2 separate regions of the Homo sapiens genome follow, and region 2 is linked to region 1. Evidence: read pairs that join two places in POLR2A ChIA-PET (ENCODE). Cell type or tissue: CD4-positive, alpha-beta T cell. All regions are shown on one strand. Region 1 overlaps BIN2 (bridging integrator 2). Region 2 overlaps GALNT6 (polypeptide N-acetylgalactosaminyltransferase 6).

Region 1 (5,000 bases):
CCCGTCTCTACTAAAAATACAAAAAAAAAAAAAAAAAATTAGCCGGGAGTGGTGGCAGACGCATGTAATCCCAGCTACTTGGGAGGCTGAGGCATGAGAATCACTTGAGCCTGTGAGGCAGAGGTTGCAGTGAGCCAAGATTGTGTCACTGCACTCCAGCCTGGGTGACAGAGGGAAATTGTCTCAAAAAAAAGAGAAAAAAAAAGTCCAATATGTATCTTTAAGTAATAGTTCAAATTCTAGCATGCATGCAGGTCCCAAGGCTACATTAAGCTTCACTTCTCATACTCCTCCTCTCTGCAGGTCTCCTTTCCTAACACTTTTTTAGTTTCCCAAATAACCCACACTGTTGCTTGTCATAGATGCTGGTCCCTCTTTCTAGAATGCCTTTCCTCACCTTGTCTGCCAGGCAAGTATCTTACAAAACCCAGTTCAACTCCGTATCTTTTGTGATACTTAACCACATCCACTTCATCCCATTGATCGATTATTCACTCCCTTCCAAGTGCTTGCAACTTCTGTATCTTGTATACAGTCCAATTGTTGTTTTATTACTACTACTACTATTATTATTATTATTATTTTGAGACAGAGTTTCGCTCTTGTTGCCCAGGCTGGAGTACAATGGCGTGATCTCAGCTCACCACAACTTCCGCCTCCTAGGTTCAAGCAATTCTTCTGCCCCAGCCTCCTGAGTAGCTGGGATTACAGGCATGTGCCACCACGCCTGGCTAATTTTGTATTTTTAGTAGAGATAGGGTTTCTCCATGTTGGTCAGGCTGCTCTCGAATTCCCGACCTCAGGTGATCCGCCCGCCTCAGCCTCCCAAAGTGCTGGGATTACAGGTGTGAGCCACTGTGCCCGGCCTGTTTTATTATTTCTATTTGTTTATTCTCCTAAACTATAGGCTCCTTAAGGTTTAGGTACTTGCTTTGTTCATTTGGATTTCTCAGTATCCAGGAACTAGATATTTAATAATTGTAACAGGAAGGAGAGTAAGACTGATCTAGGAGAGGATATAGGACTGAATGAGTGGAGCCTTGGAGTAGGATTTTCTAGACTGAAATAGAGTATAGGGGCTAGGCGCAGTGGCTCACGCCTATAATCCCAACACTTTTGGAGGCCAAGGCGGGTGGATCATCTGAGGTCAGGAGTTTGAGACCAGCCTGACCAACATGGTGAAACCCCATCTCTACTAAATACAAAAAAAATTAGCTGGGTGTGGTGGTGCACGCCTGCAATCCCAGCTACTTGGGAGGCTGACGCAGGAGAATCGGTTAAAGGGTTGCAGTGAGCCAAGATTGCGCCATTGCACTCCAGCCTGGGCAACAGAGCGAAACTCTGTCTCAAAAAACAAAACAAAAAATTAAATTAAATTAAATTAAAAAAGAAAAAAAAGGCCGGGAGCGGTGGCTCACGCCTGTAATCCCAGCACTTTGGGAGGCAGAGGCGGGTGGATCACGAGGTCAGGAGATCGAGACCATCTTGGCTAACACGATGAAACCCCGTCTCTACTAAAAACACAAAAAATTAGCCAGGCGTGGTGGTGGGTGCCTGTAATCCCAGCTACTCAGGAGGCTGAGGCAGGAGAATGGCATGAACCCGGGAGGCGGAGCTTGCAGTGACCCGAGATAGCGCCACCGCAGTCCGGCCTAGGCAAAAGAGCAAGACTCCGTCTCAAGAAAAAAAGAAAAAGAAAAAGAAAAAAGAAATAGAGTATAAAGGGTGACAGCAGAAAGAGGATTCCAGTTAGAGACAACAGCATCAGGAAAATCATAGGAGTACACAGCTTCACTAGCTGGTTCAGCATGGCTGTTATGGGGAGTGGTGGGGAATGAAGCTAGAAAGGGAGACTGGAGTTTCATTGTGAAGGGCTTTGAATGCCATGCAAGAGTGCCCAGATCTGGGGAGTGTGGCAGGTTCTGTGGAGAGACTCTGATTCATATCTCCATTCTTTTTTTTTTTTTTTTTTGAGACAAGTCTTGCTCTGTCGCCCAGGCTGGAGTGCAGTGATGCCATCTCAGCTCACTGCAACCTCTGCCTCACCGGCTCAAGCCATTCTTCTGCCTCAGCCTCCCAAGTAGCTGGGATTACAGGTGCCCACCACCACGCCTGGCGAATTTTTGTATTTTTAGTAGAGACAGGGTTTCGCCATGTTGGCCAGGCTGGTCTTGAATTCCTGACCTCAGGTGATCTGCCCACCTCAGCCTCCCAGTGTTGGAATTATAGGCGTGAGCCACTGGGCCACCAGTATCTCCATTCTTAATCCGGGGGTGTGTCTCATTCCTGGAGCTCTTGCTGTAGTGGATAAGATCAAGCATTCTGGAGTTAGACAGATATGGGCTCCTATCTTGGCCTTTCTACTTACTGACTGTAAGTCTTCAGGCAAGTCATTAAAACTTTTGAGCCTCGGTTTACAGAACTCCCTTTCCCCCATTAGATAATATTTATCTCCTTGAGTTGTCAGGAGGATTAAATGATATTTTGCATGTAAATTGCTTTCTCAGAGCTGCCCTACAAAGAGCACTCAATAGGTACTCACTGTCATTATGTTTAGTTTTGCTCCCTTGCCTGTAAATGCTTATATTTTTGGTTTGGCCATATCTGTTTGGTTTGGCCATATCTGTTTTTGTCCGTCTCTAACTGCACCTCACTTGCCACCCAGCCCTGGATGTGCAGTCTGCCATCCTCCCTGGCTCCACCCTTCTCAGCTAACAAAACACTGTTCTCTACCAGAAAGTTGCAAAACCACCTTGTTAGTGGTAAGTGCAGCTCTTAACTTCCTTTCTGCTACCCCTCCCTTCCTTTGTCCCTAATTTGGTTCTTCTTAGGTGGAGAGGACAGAAAAAACAGAAAAGAGAAAACTCAGTCTAGAGTCAGTGTAAGGGATGACTGGGGCAGACCAATCTCCCCAATCCCCAAAAGGCTCAAGGCCAAAAGGCTTGGAGAGTGTGGGGTCGGGGGTTGGGGGGTACTGAGAGAAACTTCCTCACCCTCCAACTCTGAAAGTGAAAAGGTGTTACCACCCTGAAACATACCCCAGTACTCTGGAGCCAAAGTAATTTGTTGCCATAAGCAACAGGTACATGTTAGGGCACTTATACTGTGTCATGGGTGTTCTTCCCAACGAAAGACCCTTGAGGGAACAGGGTGTACAGATGCTAAACAGATGTTTGTTGAAACAATGAATAAATTCTACTTTTGGATCACTTCCTAATGAAAACCCATATAATGCTAATCCCTAAAATCCTGCTTTGAGAATTCTGTCCCAATTTATCTGGCCTGGCAGCTAAATTAGAATATAGATATTTAAGGAGAAAGAGCAAGAGCAAGGCAAAAAAGTAAATGTGGCAAAACGTTAACACTTGGTGAATCTGCATGAAAAATATTCCAGTGTTCATTGATTATTTATAACTTTTCTGTAGATCAGGGTTGGGGTGGAAATAGAGCTTTAAAAAAAATTACTACATATATCTTTGGTGGCTATAGTTCCCTACCATTGCCTCTCCCATAATCATTTATTATATTTTAGTTAATTCCCTCAATTGGGGTAATTTGCATAGGGCCTGGATATTTGATATTATAAAATTTTGCTAAAATTTTTTCTTAGGTGCAGTAAATTTTTGTGGTTATGTAGGAAATCTTTCTCTTTCCTTCCTTCCTTCCTTTTCTCCCTCTCTTTCTTTCTTACTTTCGAGACAGAGTCTAGCTCTATTGCCCAGGCTGGAGTGCAGTGGCACAATCTCAGCTCACTGCAACCTCCACCTCCCAGATTCAAGCGATTCTCCTGCCTCAGCCTCCAAGCAGCCAGGACTACAGGTGTGCACCACTAGGCTAATTTTTGTATTTTTTGGTAGAGATGGGATTTCGCCACATTGGCCAGCCTGGTCTCGAACTCCTGGGATTTCGCCACATTGGCCAGCCTGGTCTCGAACTCCTGACCTCAGGTGATCTACCCACCTCGCCCTCCCAAAGTGTTGGGATTACAGGCATGAGCCATGGCGCTTGGCCGGAAATCTTTATTTTTAGGATATATGATAAAGTAAGCTTTCCTTAAAAGGTCCTAATATACTTTTTCCAGCCTTTGCTCTGACCACTCCCTGTGCTCCAGCTGAGCTGTAGTTCTCACTCCAGTCTCCATGCCTTGCTTATGCTGGCACTTCTCAGCTAGAATGCTCTCTGATCACGTGTCTGAAAAACTACTAATCTCCCATAATTCCTATTTCAAATTCAGCCTCCACTATAAAACCTCTCGATTCTCCCCAATCCTTTTGTCCTCTGAATAGACCTGCATCTCTCAGGTCAGTTATTTTATTATCATTATTCTTTTTTTTTTTTTTTTTTAACTAGATCTTAAGCTTTTGGCAAAGCAAGAATGTCTCTTACCCCTAAATTCCCTGCTGGGTCCAGCCCAGTACCCTGAACAAAGGAGTTTTTCTGTAAATATTTGTGGAATTTAACCCTCTGGGATTTAAGCTGAGTAGATGTCAACAGAGGAGAAGACCAACAAAGGAGTGGTAAACAACGCCCCTTCTCAGGGGGATCTGAGAGGTTTGCCACAGAGAAATCACAAACAGATGGTGAAAGCAGTACTATAGTTGGAAATGAGAAGATGTATCATACTAAAAACACACACACACACACAAACACACACACACACACTCTAAAGCCAGCTTAAATTCAGTCCCATGTTGAGTTTGGGCGGGAAATGGAAAACAGACCAAGAATGTTTCATCCCTATTGTGTTTAATGGTCACCAGACCTCCACTCCCAGCTTTTCAGAGGATGCCTGAACAAAAAGTGTTTCTACTTCTGAGCTCTGTTCCTGAGAGAGGATCAGCAGGAAGTGGGGGAGGCACAGATGTGAGAGTGGCTTATCAGGAACGTTGTAAAGCAGCAGCCTGAGTGAGGTTAGGATTCAGAGGCAGGACACCTGGGTTTCAGTAATATTTCTGCTACCTACCAATCTCTTTTGAGCCTTGTTTCCTTATTTCTAAAAC
Region 2 (5,000 bases), 50 kb after region 1:
GGCTCTCAGATGCCTCCCTCAGTTTCTCCACCCTCTCAGCCACCATCTTCCAGAGCTGCAATTCCACAGCTCCATTGCACGGTTGTTTTCCAGTGTCTAGGATTCCCTGTCTCCCAGGCTCTTCACGGTAACGTCGATGGGTGGGCATACACAAATGGTGACTCCTTGCTTGCTGGATCAGCAGCAGGACATCTGACTCTAATCCCCTTTGTAACCTCCTCTGCAGATAGAATTCTTTAAGGTGAAAACATGCCCAGCAGCTTTTTAATTATATTAAGAAAATACTTGCACCAAGCACCTACCACGGACCAGGCACAGTGGCGAGCCCAGCCGGCTTGACCATTTGTCCTAAGGAACAAACCACCCAGAAGCAAGGCTGACCAGGAAACAGGCAATTCCAGGGCAGGTGATCCATGATCTAACAGAGGTAGTGCTGGGGTGTGGGTCCCAAAGAAGGGCCAAATCTCCTGGATTTGAGGAGCGGGGAAAGCTTTTTGAAGGGAAGATGTCTCTACTGAGACCTCCAGCTCCTTTCAAAGAAGAGTTTTAGTTCATGGCCCTGTAATTTAGTCTGAAATCCTCAGAGCATTAACAATAGCTCTATTCTGGCTGGGCACGGTGGCTCACTCCTGTAATCCCAGCACTTTGGGAGGCCAAGGCAGATGGATCACTTGAGCCAAGGAATTTGAGACCAGCCTGGCCAACATGGTGAGACCCTGCCACTATTAAAAATACAAAAATTAGGCCAGACGCGCTGGCTCATGGCTGTAATCCCAGTACTTTGGGAGGCGGAGGCAGGTGGATCACCTGAGGTTGGGAGTTCGAGACCAGCCTGACCAACATGGAGAAACCCTGTCTCTACTGAAAATACAAAATTAGCTGGGCACGCATGCTTGTAATCCCAGCTACTCGGGAGGCTGAGGCAGGTGAATCGTTTGAACTTGGGAGGCAGAGGTTGCAGTGAGCCGAGATTGCACCATTGCACTCCAGCCTGGGCAACAAGAGCGAAACTCCGTCTCAAAAAAACCAAAAACAAACAAACAAAAATTAGCCAGGTGTGGTGGCGCACACCTGTAAACCCAGCTACTCGGGAGGCTGAGGCAGGAGAACTGCTTGAACCCAGGAGGTGGAGGTTGCAGTGAGCTGAGATCATGCCACTGCACTCCAACCTGAGTGACATAGCAAGACTTGTCTCAAAACAAAAAACAAACGAAGAATAGCTCTATTCTGAAGCAGTCCATCTTGAAACATACCGAATTCCAAACCTTACTATGTTTTACTAACTGCCATTTTGGTTTATCTCTGCCACGGTTCTGTTCTGTGCAGAATGGAGTTGCCTGCAGTTTCAGATGTGGGGGACAGATGTGACAATTGTGTGTCCTTTTCCTTTTGGACTGTGGGATCAGCCCAGAGCTTGGGCCTTGCTCTGAATGCAGCATTCTACAAACGGCAGGTCCTGAAATTAAGCAGCTTAGGGGGTTGCATGCAATTGATCTCCCACAAATGCACGCACACAATAACCCAGCACTGAGCTGGAGTGTGTGCCGGTGTGGGTGAGGTAGGTGTCTTCATGGTGACTTCTTTATTTAATCTTCTCTATGATAGTTAACAACTCTATGAAACAGGGAGTATTGTCCCCAGTGTTTATAGATGGGGAAAGTAAGACTCAAAGTGACTAGCCCAGGGTGGCAGAAGCACAAAGGGCAGCAGCAGGATCCTAGCCAGTCTGCATGTGAGGACTCCCCACCTTCTCCCTCCAGGGGAAGTGAGGCCATGGAATTTTTTTTTTTTTTAATTTTTTAATTCTGGAGCAGATTAAGATCAGAAGGCCAAGGACTTAATGCACCTGAGTTTCAAGGTGGTCTCTTGACCACCAGTGAGGCCACGGACTTTTTTTTTTAAATTTTTTTATTCTGGAGCAGATTAAGATGAGAAGGCCAAGGACTTAATGCACCCGAGTTTCAAGGTGGTCTCTGCTTCCTCTCGCAGTCACCCAAGGCCTTGCCATTTCCCTGTGTGTGAGATCCCGGGAGGGAAAGGGAGAGAAAGGGGTTTGTTGAAGCTGTTCTTTAGTCACTGTCCTGGAGAGTGGCGCCTAGGAGAAGGAAAGTCTCTATAATTTGGAATTTCAGCTTTTTCCTTCTTTTTTTTTCCATGTTTTTTTTTTTTTTCTTCTTTTTTTTGGAGACAGAGTCTTACTCTGTCGCCCAGGCTGGAGTGCAGTGGTGCAATCTCGACTCACCACAACCTCCACCTCCTGGGTTCAAGCAATTATCCTGCTTCAGCCTCCCAAGTAGCTGAGATTATTGGCACCTGCCACCACGCCCCGCTAATTTTTTGTATTTTTTGTGAAGATGGGGCTTCACCATGTTGGCCAGGCTGGTCTCGAATTCCTGACCTCAAGTGATCTGCCCGCCTCGGCCTCCCAAAGAGTTGGAATTACAGGCGTGAGCCACTACGCCCCGCCCACTTTTTCCTTCTTCAATCCTACTGGACAGACAGGTGAGGTGATTATGACATGGCGCTCATTTATGAATGGATTCTTCAGGCAGTCATCTGAGGAGGGGGCTGTATCTTACTTAACTCCAGGAATGAGGCCTCTTATCTCTGGGGGCCAGGACCTCAGGAATCAAAATCAGCCTCATGCAGCAGCCTCAGCCCAGCACTCACTCCACAAATGTCTGTCAATGTGCTGCCAGGTGCCAGATGCTGTTCTGGGAAGGGAGGGGCCTGGTCTGGGTCCTGCCCTTTGAGACTCATAGTGCACCTGCAGCCCCGGGTGCTGGCCCTGACAGGAAGGAGGGAGGAAGCCCAGGCTCCTCAGCATGGCTGCTGTGTTTCCCCGAGAGCTTGCCCAGCTCTGCGCACAGGAAGTTCACGGTAGTGGAGATAACCCACGGACAAAACATCATAGGAAGTGGGTTTTGTGGTGAGAGACAGTGAAGCACTGAGCTGTGAACCTCAGGGGGGGCCCCGAGCACTACAAAGCCCTTCTCCCACGCCTTCCTTCCAGTCTGGTGAGGCCAGACCCAGGGATTCTCAGCCTGAGAGGCTTCCAGCCTCTGGCCTCAAGCCCTTCTGGGGAGACAACTCCCCTAAGCAATGCCCCTCGTGATACTCCACCTGTTCCACCCCCAGACCTACTGGACAGACCCAGAACTGAGGAGACTGGAGCTGAGCATAGCTGTACCGGTGAGCCCAGCCACACACTCATGTCCCCGCCGTGACAGCCTTCCAACTTAGGTTCAACACCCCACCACCCCAACCAGCTTCACTCCTCACAACTCAAGTCCACAAGACCCCTGGGATGCCAACACAGACACCGCACTCAGTTCCATGATCTGAAGTATCATGCAGATGGCTCCCAGGGATTCCTTCCTGACCTTGCCATCTTCACTTGGATGTGGAACAAAATGGAAAATTCAACATATGCCCAAAACAGGCTCTGAATTTCCCCTGCAAATCTGCCCCCCAGTCTCCCTCACGTCAGTACACGGTGCCAGCATCCCTCCAGCTGCTCTAACCTGGAAGTCATGCTAGAATCCCCCCTGCTGTCCCCTTCCACAATCAGCACATCTGCAGGTACTGCCAGCTCTCTCTCTCATCCCCACAGTCACTGCTTTTCTGCCTTCTATACCACTCTCCTCAATCTATTCTTGACACGGCAGCTACTGTGAGAAGTAAAATTCTCTCTAAAAATCATAAATCAGATCATGTCACTACAGCGGCTTCAAATTGTATTTAAAAACAAATCCATGGTGTTTCCTTATGGAAAGGTATGATGGTTCCTTAAAAAAAACTAAAGACAGAATTACCATATGATCCAGCAATTCCACTTTTGGGCATATACCCTGAAGAGCTGAAAGCAGAGACTTGGATATTTGCACACCAATGTTCACAGCAGCATTAGTCACGATAGCCAAAGGCAGAAACAGCCTCAGTGTCCATCAGCGAATGAACGGACAAACAAAATGTGGTGTATACATACAATAGAATAGTATTCAGCCTTAAAAAGTAAATTCTGGGCCGGGTTTGGTGGCTCACGCCTGTAATCTCAGCACTTTGGGAGGCCAAGGTGGGTGGATCACCTGAGGTCAGGAGTTCGAGACCAGCCTGACCAACACGGAGAAACCCTGTCTCTACTAAAAATTCAGAATTAGCCAGCACGTGCCTGTAATCCCAACTACTCGGGAGGCCGAGGCAGGAGAATCACTTGAACCCAGGAGGTGGAGGTTGCGGTGAGCCAAGATTGCGCCAATGGGCAACAAGAACGAACTCCATCTCAAAAAAAATAAAGTAAATTCTGACAAATGTTACAACATGGATGAATCTTGAAGGCATTATGCTAAGTGAAATAAGCCAGTCACAAAAGGACAAATACTGTATGATTCCACTTATGATAATCAAATTCATAGAGACAGAAAGTAGAAGGGTGGTTGCCAGGGGTTGTGGGGAGGACAGCGTGGAGAATTCATGTTTAATAGGTACAGAATTTCAGTTTGGGATGACAAAAAATAAGTTATTGGCTGGTTGTGGTGACTCACGCATGTAATCCTAGCACTTTGGGAGGCTGGGAGTTCCAGACCAGCCTGGTCAACATGGTGAGACCCCATCTTATTAAAAAAGGGAAAAAAAAAAGTTCCGGAGATGGTTGCACAATAATGTGAATGCATTTAAAATCAATAAACTGTGGACTGAAACCGTGAAGATGATACGTTTTATGTCGTGCCTTTTACTACATACACACATGAAAAATCCAAACACTGTCGGTGGCTTACGGAGGTCTCACAATTTGGTCCCGCTAGCCTTTTAAAAAATTATTATTATTATTATTATTATTATTATTATTATTATTATTATTTGAGATGGAGTTTTGCTCTTGTCGCCCAGGCTGGAGTGCAATGGTGTGATCTCAGCTCACTGCAACCTCCGCCTCCGGGGTTCAAGCAATTCTTCTGCCTCAGCCTCCTGAGTAGCTGGGATTACAGGTGCCCACCACC

What was found. ChIA-PET counts read pairs that join two places held together with the same protein. Peaks named below come from ENCODE experiments on the same cell type or tissue, not always from the same donor. Only the 100,000 strongest peaks of a DNase experiment are listed, where the experiment ranks them.
Region 2: POLR2A ChIA-PET joins it to region 1 with 13 read pairs; 11 of 35 experiments call an interaction of 5 or more read pairs at or near these places.

The regions. Positions count from the first base shown.
Region 1 is chr12:51,316,309-51,321,308 of GRCh38, forward strand. All of the region lies in intron 1 of BIN2 (bridging integrator 2), which reads right to left. Among named protein-coding and RNA genes, the nearest start is that of BIN2, 5.4 kb to the right of the region's middle. RefSeq lists enhancers at 2,577-2,636, 2,917-3,086 and a silencer at 4,337-4,631. In CD4-positive, alpha-beta T cell, no CTCF peak of the experiment used is centred here; a DNase peak (open chromatin) is centred at 2,733; H3K4me3 peaks cover 2,441 bases; H3K27ac peaks cover 3,688 bases.
Region 2 is chr12:51,366,239-51,371,238 of GRCh38, forward strand. The region is part of intron 4 of GALNT6 (polypeptide N-acetylgalactosaminyltransferase 6); the gene reads right to left. Among named protein-coding and RNA genes, the nearest start is that of CELA1, 22 kb to the left of the region's middle. RefSeq lists an enhancer at 3,088-3,237. In CD4-positive, alpha-beta T cell, no CTCF peak of the experiment used is centred here; a DNase peak (open chromatin) is centred at 2,853; H3K4me3 peaks cover 780 bases; H3K27ac peaks cover 427 bases.